Linked DNA regions of Homo sapiens: region 1 is linked to region 2. Evidence: chromatin loops called from intact Hi-C (ENCODE). Cell type or tissue: natural killer cell. All regions are shown on one strand.

Evidence for each region. A loop is a pair of places that touch in the nucleus more often than their neighbours do. Peaks named below come from ENCODE experiments on the same cell type or tissue, not always from the same donor. Only the 100,000 strongest peaks of a DNase experiment are listed, where the experiment ranks them.
Region 1: it touches region 2 in a loop (9-fold over the local background); 1 of 110 quality-filtered maps calls a loop at or near these places.

Annotation. Positions count from the first base shown.
Region 1 is chr3:187,826,730-187,830,729 of GRCh38, forward strand. No RefSeq gene overlaps it. Among named protein-coding and RNA genes, the nearest start is that of BCL6, 83 kb to the left of the region's middle. In natural killer cell, no CTCF peak of the experiment used is centred here; a DNase peak (open chromatin) is centred at 2,462; H3K27ac peaks cover 935 bases.
Region 2 is chr3:187,992,449-187,996,448 of GRCh38, forward strand. It overlaps LOC107986166 (a long non-coding RNA gene), which reads right to left. Exons shown (of 5, transcript XR_001741061.2): 5 at 1,825-4,000. Among named protein-coding and RNA genes, the nearest start is that of LINC01991, 18 kb to the left of the region's middle. In natural killer cell, no CTCF peak of the experiment used is centred here; a DNase peak (open chromatin) is centred at 1,823; H3K27ac peaks cover 2,039 bases.

The DNA of each region.
Region 1 (4,000 bases), 170 kb before region 2:
CTTTGAGAGTTTTAGTTTCCGTACCTATAAAATTTGTGAGTAGACTACATCACGGCAGCTGGTAGGTCGGATCTGACCCTCAGATTTCTTTTCATCCTGCCGTATGTTATGGATTGAATTGTGTCCCTGAAAAATTCATATGTGGAAGGCCAAACCTCTTGTACCTCAGAATATGACCTTATTTGGAGATGGGGAGTATACACAGCTGATCAAGTTAAAATGAGGTCATTAGGGTGGGACCTAATCGAATATGACTGATGTCCTTATAAAAGGGGGAAATTGGAACACGGAAACGGGTAGGCTCACAGGGAGAACACCGTGTGAACATGAAGATCATCATCTACAAGCCTAGGAGAGGGATGTAGAGCAGCTGCGTTCTTCCCAGCCCTCAGAAGGATTCCTGCCAACACCTTGATCTTGGGCTTCTAGTGTCCAGATCTGTAAGACACTAAATTAAGCCACCCAGTCTGTGATACTTTGTTATGGCGGCCCTAGCAAATTAAGAGACAGTCATGCTTCACCACATTCCTCACCATTCTCTATTTTCTTCTACCCAGCTGCTTGGCCCATATACCTTATCAGAGAGATTTTTAGGCATTATAGTCTGTCATTTATGGATGAGACCATTCCAAAGTTCTCCTTGAGTGATTCATCATGACTAGTCCCTGAATCTCTTTAATTAAATTAATTAATTAATTAATTTAAGGCTGTCTTGCTCTGTTGCCCAGGCTAGAGTGCAGTGGCTCACTGCAACCCCCGTCTCCTGGGTTCAAGTGATTCTCGTACCTCAGCCACCCAAGTAGCTGGGACTACAGGTGTATGCCACCACGCCCAGGTAATTTTTGTTTTTTTTAGCAGAGATGGGGTTTCACCATGTTGACCAGGCTGGTCTCGAACTCCTGGGCTCAAATGATCTGCCCACCTCAGCCTCCCAAAGTTCTGGGATTACAGGTGCAAGCCACTGCACCTGGCCCCTGAACATCTCATATTCCACAAGAAGGTCTATTTCAGGACTTGGTAGACAGGACTGCATACCCCTAAGCCACTGGTGTGCTGGAAAATGTTTAATTACCAGCTCTTGAGAGGATGGAGATCTCCCCTCTTGTGGTATTTGCTAATTTCCCACCACAGCCAATGTCAAGCTGCCAACATGACCTCACTGAAAGTGGACCAGAGGAGGGGAATGCCATTGGCTGTGGTGAGCTGGGAGGAGCAATTCTGGTACCATGGCCACCAGCAGTCCCAGTGCTCTACAGCCAAGCCCTGAGATCTTTGCACCTGATAGTCTTACGCCTGATCACGTTACTTATTTATTTTATTTTGTTTTTTCTTTTGTCAGACCTGGTCAACAGGAAGTAATTGCCTGAGCTCTTTAAAGCAACTGAGCTGAATGTCAGGAAACTGGAGTCCTAATCCAGGCCCTTTTTTGACTGACTGAGTTGGGATAAGACTTTCTACCTCGAGGATCATCAGGTGCAAAATGAAAAGGTTTGAAAAAATTAGGAGTTTATGGGGTTGGTATCTTGGCCTCCAAATCTCTGAGAGTGGTTGGAGGACAATTAAAGTAGGACTCCTGACCCGTCTTCCACCAAAGGTGCTTTGCTTGTGTATACTTTATATACAACTCCAGATCAGGTTTACCTGGAAGGTGAAAGAAACAGGTTCCACTGATTATTAAACGAAGGAATGAGTGCTGAGGCCCCGTCAGCTGAAATGTTTTCTATTCCTCCATGATTCCAGAACAAAACTCTCAGCCCCACCCATACACTTTAAGAAGGAAGCACAGAAGGGGTGGTTGTGGGAAGGAGAGCTGGCAGGGTGACCAACCCCAAAGAACAAGGCAAGGGAGCCAGACAGGCCAGGAGCACTGGACGGGCCCCTGGGATGCTGCACAATTCCTAGCATGCTTCTTCTAGAAGACTCCTCCAACAATCTCTGTGAAAAGAGAAATATTTTTACCTGCCCTTGGATGGCATTTAGGTCTGGGGTAGAAGGTGGCAGCTGTTTAACAGCCCATGGTAACACTGCACAGCAATTAGGGCAGGAAGTGAAGAAGGCTGTATCACACAGAAACTGCCAAGGTGGAATTGAGGTCAAGAGATTGCAGTTCCTCCAAAGTGAATTCACCCTTCTTCCCACCTGGATGGCCTCTGCCAGTGACTGGGGGATCTAGGGGAGCAAGAGGTGGTTTTCTAAAGAAGAGGGTCCTTCATAAAGGTGTGATACAGCATAGGTACTCGTGGGCAAGGGCAGGGCTTTTGAGAATGCCAGTGCAGAGACCACTCCACTGCTCTTAGGAATCGTGTGTCTAGTGACAATGTGGAGGGGAGGTTGAAGGGGAATCACTGGGCTGGGGAGACCAAGTGGCAGATAAGAGGTGTTGCCTAAGTGACAGACCATACACCTGTCAATCAAGAACAGTGACAGGATGGACTTTGTTCTCAGGGGCCAGGTGTTTCATTAGGGAGTACAATTTCATGCTCATACTTCTCTTTTTGACATTTCCGGCCTCTCCATAGTCCCTGTGGGTTGGATCTGTGCTTGGCAGTTCCTCTGATTGAGGGAAAGACAACCTTTTCTTGTGTGCTGTATTTATACTCAGGCATGAAATAAGACCGAGCAAACGTCATCCCAGAAACCTCAGGCCACTTGAGAGAATTTCGATCTGTAAGTGTAAAAGTAGCACAATGTCTGCCTCTCTCTTCACACTTGGGCAGAGGGGTTTGAGGAGATGATGATGATATTCTAGAGCAGTCAAAGAATTTTAGGGCTAGAAAGGGCCTTGGAGATGGATTTTAGGTCAAAAAGCTTAAAAGACTTATGTTGGCTCTACTTTTTTATTTTTTTTCTTGAGACAGAGTCTTGCTCTTGTTGCCCAGGTTGGAGTGCAGTGGCACAATCTCGGCTCACTGCAACCTCCATCTCCCGGGTTAAAGCAATTCTCATGACTCAGCCTCCCAAGTAGCTGGGATTACAGGCACGTGCCACCACTCCCAGCTAATTTTTTTATATTTAGTAGAGATGGGGTTTCACCACGTTGGCCAGGCTGGTCTTGAACTCCTGACCTCAGGTGATCCACTCACCTCAGCCTCCCAAAGTGCTGGGATTACAGACGTGAGCCATTGTGGCCAGCTGGCTCTACTTTTAACGTATCCAGAATCCAATCGCTTTTCCCCACCTGCAGCTATCCTTCTGATCCAAACTTCCAGCATTTCTTCCTGGAATATTGTGATCACCTACTACCTGCTTCAACCCTTGCTTCTCTCTGCTTCAATCCTGTGCCCCTTAGTATATTCTCAGCACAGTAGTGAAAATAATCCTCTTAAGATGTGCATTGGATAATGTCACACTTCCACTCAAATCCTTGCCTTGGTACCCCATTACTCTTGAGAAAAAAACTCAAGTCCTCAAAATAGCCTACCAGGCCCTACAAGACTCACCCTGTATTGCCTCTCTGACCTTATCTCCCATTACTCTCCCAGGTACTCCAATAGCTGACCACACTGCTCCAGCCACACTGGCCTCCTTGTTGTTCCTAGGATGTGCTCCTATTTTAGTCCTTTGCCCTCCCCTGGCACACTCTTCCTACAGACATATGCTCAGTTCACAGTCTCCTCTTCTTCAAGCCTGCTCATGTCTCACCTTCTCCCCCAGGCCCCACCTTGACCATGCTATTTACATATCAGCCTGCAAGTTGGTACCTGTTCCCCACTCCAAATCTGGGACTTCTGCTCCCCACCCCTCCATGCTGCTCTACTTTTTTTCCCCATAGGACTTAGCACCTCCGAACACAGCAGACAATTTTCATATTTATTGTGTTGATTAATATTTGCCCTTGCCTGCTAGGATATAAACTCAACAAGGGCAGAGATTGTCCTCTCTTATTGACTGAGGTATGGCTGCTGCCTAGTGAACCTGGTTGCATGGAAGAGAAGGTAATTAAAGAGAATGTAACTTTAAATAAAATTATTTTGAAGTAGTTTCAAACTTACAGAACAGT
Region 2 (4,000 bases):
AGTGGAATTCCGCACTTAGTATCTTCTCTAACAACTTTTGAGCATCTTTTTAAATCTCTCCAAGGTTATTTAGACAATAAGAAATTTCTAAAGAAAAGGTAGATGGTGAGGAATAAGGCTTCAACTGTTGACTTAAAAGTGTTAAGTGTTCCTTCATAATTTACCTGGCTTGTTAATGGCAGAGACAGTAACTAACAGGGTTACAGAAAGGGAGATGTCACAATGGTGTGGTTACCCTTCATGTTCTTCATGGGTTAAAGAACAGGGGTTGTCTCTACTCCCTACTGCATGAGCTACTGAACTTTGAATGGAGTGGAGAAAGAAAAAACAAAAAACTATCTGTCTCATGTTTCTTCCATAGTCAATTGATATCCTAACATCTCAAAGTTCAGTGTGAAACAAATACCAGAATGAATTCCATAGCTAGCTGTAGAATAATGATGACAAGACTATTTCCATATTATGGCTGAGGAATTTTAAGTATTATGAAAGTCAATGGGTTGCCCATTCTTTCTTTCAATAAATATTCATTAAGCTCCTCCTATATACCCAGAACTGGATACCAAGGCAAACAAAGCAGGCATAAAGCTTATTGGCTACTGAGCGAACAGTCATAAAATAAAAAATAAGCACAGAAATATATCTAAAATCACAAATTATGATTTGTGATGAGAGAAAAAGTATACGATAGTGTAAAGAAACATAACAGAAGGGATGGCATAACCTACATGGTGGGTCCGATCCGTCCTTTCTGAAGGAGTGATCCTTATGCTGTGAGCCAGAAAAAAAAAGCGAGAGGCAAGCAGGCATCAAGACCAGCCTGAAGGCCCCAAGACTGGAAAGTGGGTGGCCAGTATAGAAGAGGAAGGACAAAAGAGGGGGTCAAGGGGAAAGGCAAGGGCAGACTATGTGACCTTCTAAGCCATGGCAAGAACTTTGAACTTGATTCTAAGTACAGTGAGAAGCCATGGAAGAGTTTTTGTTTGTTTGTTTGTTTGTTTTGTTTTTTTGAGAAGGAGTTTCGCTCTTGTCACCAGGCTGGAGTGCAGTGGTGCTATCTCGGCTCACTGCAACCTCCGCCTCCCAGGTTCAAGTGATTCTTCTGCCTCAGCCTCCCAAGTAGCTGGGACTACAGGCGCCAGCCACCACACCTGGCTAATTTTTTATTTATTTTTTATTTTTTTGTATTTTTAGTAGAGACGGGGTTTCACCATGTTGGCCAGGATGGTCTCGATCTCTTGATCTTGTGATCCACCCACCTCGGCCTCCCAAAGTGCTGGGATTATACACATGAGCCACTGAGCCCGGCCCATCAAAGAGTTTTAAACAGGGAAGAGTTGTGATCTAATTAACATTTTAAAAAATGTATCCCACTAATTGTGGAAATGGATTGGACAAGGGTGAGAGACTATTTACTGAAGTTACTGTAAAAGATGATTGAATAGAGTCTAGGGAGGTTTAAATCCCAGTTACCATAACTCAAACCACAAAGGCCTGTTTCTAAAAAAAATCATTACTTGTGATTTATAATCTAAAAAAACAGTATGCCATTTTATTAAGCAGAGTCATATTTTTTCAAATGTCTTATCAACTAAGATGACCCAAAGTCATGGGGGTTGGTTCAGGGCAATGCAATTTCTAGCTGGCATTCCTGGCCATCGTTTTCTACTTTCCAGGTTTTCCAAGAATAGTGGTTGAGAGGGGTAGTCAAAATTGGGGAATAAATATATAGGTCATTTGTATCTGATTCTCCCACCCAGCCTCAACCTCACTACACAGCAACAGCAACAAATGTCAGTGGCAGGAAGTACACAACAAGAAGAATTAACCACAATTTTTTTAATCCAAACTTACAAACATAGTCAGTCACACATACACATACAGTTGGTTTGAAGTGGAGTGAGGGGCGGTAGCCAGCCTTCTTACTTTTTAACCAATAGGATCTCATGTTAGCCATCAAAGCAACAGACTTTCAGTCAGTTGACCTTTCATGATAGAGGGTTTTGTGGGGAGAAGAGAGAGAAAGGAGAGAAAAAAAATTGAGGTTTTTGCATCATTTGTCATTCTAATAGTTGAAGACTGAATCAGTCTTATGTTGCAGACACATTAATTTGATTAAGATACAATCCATGGGTCATTCAGGCATGTAAAGTACTCTTGCTTAATTGCAAAATTAACAATAGAATAGGATAAATCATTACCAAACTGGAGGTTGTTCTGGGACTCATGGACTTTTTCCCTCACTCAATTCATTTTCTCCATCTAAAGTTCTTTTTGACACTTTGTTAAAGGAAAAATCGGGGCTAAGGCAACAGTAAGTGGCAAACCAACATTCAATTCTCAAGGCATTAGTTGAGGGACCTCATGCTCTCTCAGAACAGGAAATGCCGGTAGACCCATCTTACAAAAAGGATCGAAGAGTCCCTTCAGCTCCAAAGAGTTCATAACCATCTCATGATTCACAGAACTGTAGGAAGTTATCCAATGCCTCAAGACATCCACTCTGAAACCTGAAGCCTAAGATCCTAGTTTCCATTTTTATTATATAACTCCTTGTCTGCCATCTCATTTCTTTTCAGGAGCAGCCTAATTTTCAGGCCCTGAGCAACTTTTAGTCAAAAAATATCTACTATATTCCAGGCACTGTGGTAAGTGATAAAAATATAAAAACAAAGACTGTTCCTGGATCTCAACAAGCATTTCCTCTAGCTTGTCACTGAATTCCCTCCCTTCTGTGACTTCATGAGAGACACCTGGCTACAGCTTGGTGCCCACTGATGTGCTGTAACAGAAGCATGCACAGCACTATGGCAACACACAAAAGAAAATTAATCAAAGAGTAGGTGTGATTTCAGTTGGCCTAAAATTGAATTAGGAGGAGTTGACCATTCAGAGGAGAGAAGAGAGAATTCCCAGCAGAGGGAACAGCATGAATCAAGGTGGGGAAGTGCAGGGATGCAGGGGTTATGTGGTCATTACCCCTGCAAGAAGCAACCAGGTGCTTTCACTTATGTTGACAGGAAGTATCAGTGACCAAACATACAATCCAAATCTGGGAGAGTTAAGCACGAATCCCAGCAATATAGAGAAAGGAATTCTAGACTGGAATTCAGGAGACCCATTGTTCTTCTATCTAGAATATCATGTGACCCTGAGCTGGTGGCCATTTCATCTGAGCCTCAGTATCTTCATCTGCAAGATGGAAGTAAACATTTCTTCCCTATCTATTTTATAAGTCCCTTTGAGGGATAAGTGAGATCATGAACATGATAGGTTTAACTCAATTCAGGAAATGCCCAGCTTAGAATTCTTTATGGTAAGAGTGTAAAGCACTGATATCAAACTGAAGAAGTTATTAGCAGTATTTTAAGTGGGAATTAACATGCTTTATTCAGGAGTCAGCAAGGCATCCAGTGGCTGAAGTGTAGGGAGCATGACTAAGGGTAGCTTGGAGACACCCTTAAATATGCATAGATCTTATTTTTCATTCAACTTAGAAACATGGCTTTAATCCTTTATTTTATTATTTTAATACATAAACAAAACTGGCTCAGAATGAACATTCAAAGTGAAAAATATACCTAAGCATCTAAACCACTTATTCTATGCTTTGCAAATGACTTTGACTGTCACTATACCAAAAGGTTTGCTATCTGAAAATTTATCAGGACGGGTCAGAAGAAAAACAGGTAAAAATTGATTCAGAAAACAAGAGTTTGAAGGAGTCTTCAACCCCTTTCGGCCCTAATGCTTGGTAAGCACCCTGCACACAGTGCTGCAGTCATACCCCAGAACATATAGCCATTTCTCATTTCCGATATGCCAGAGCTGGGCAATGCTGCATGTGGTTCAGAAAGACTGGTGTTTATGTCATGGCTGGGATTGTAGACTATACACTTCCTGCAGGCCTTGTGAGATAAGACAGGGACATTTCTAGAAGAGCTGTCCTCTGGAACCCCAAGCAGTTTGGAGAAAAATCAAAGAGGGAGAGAAACAAGTG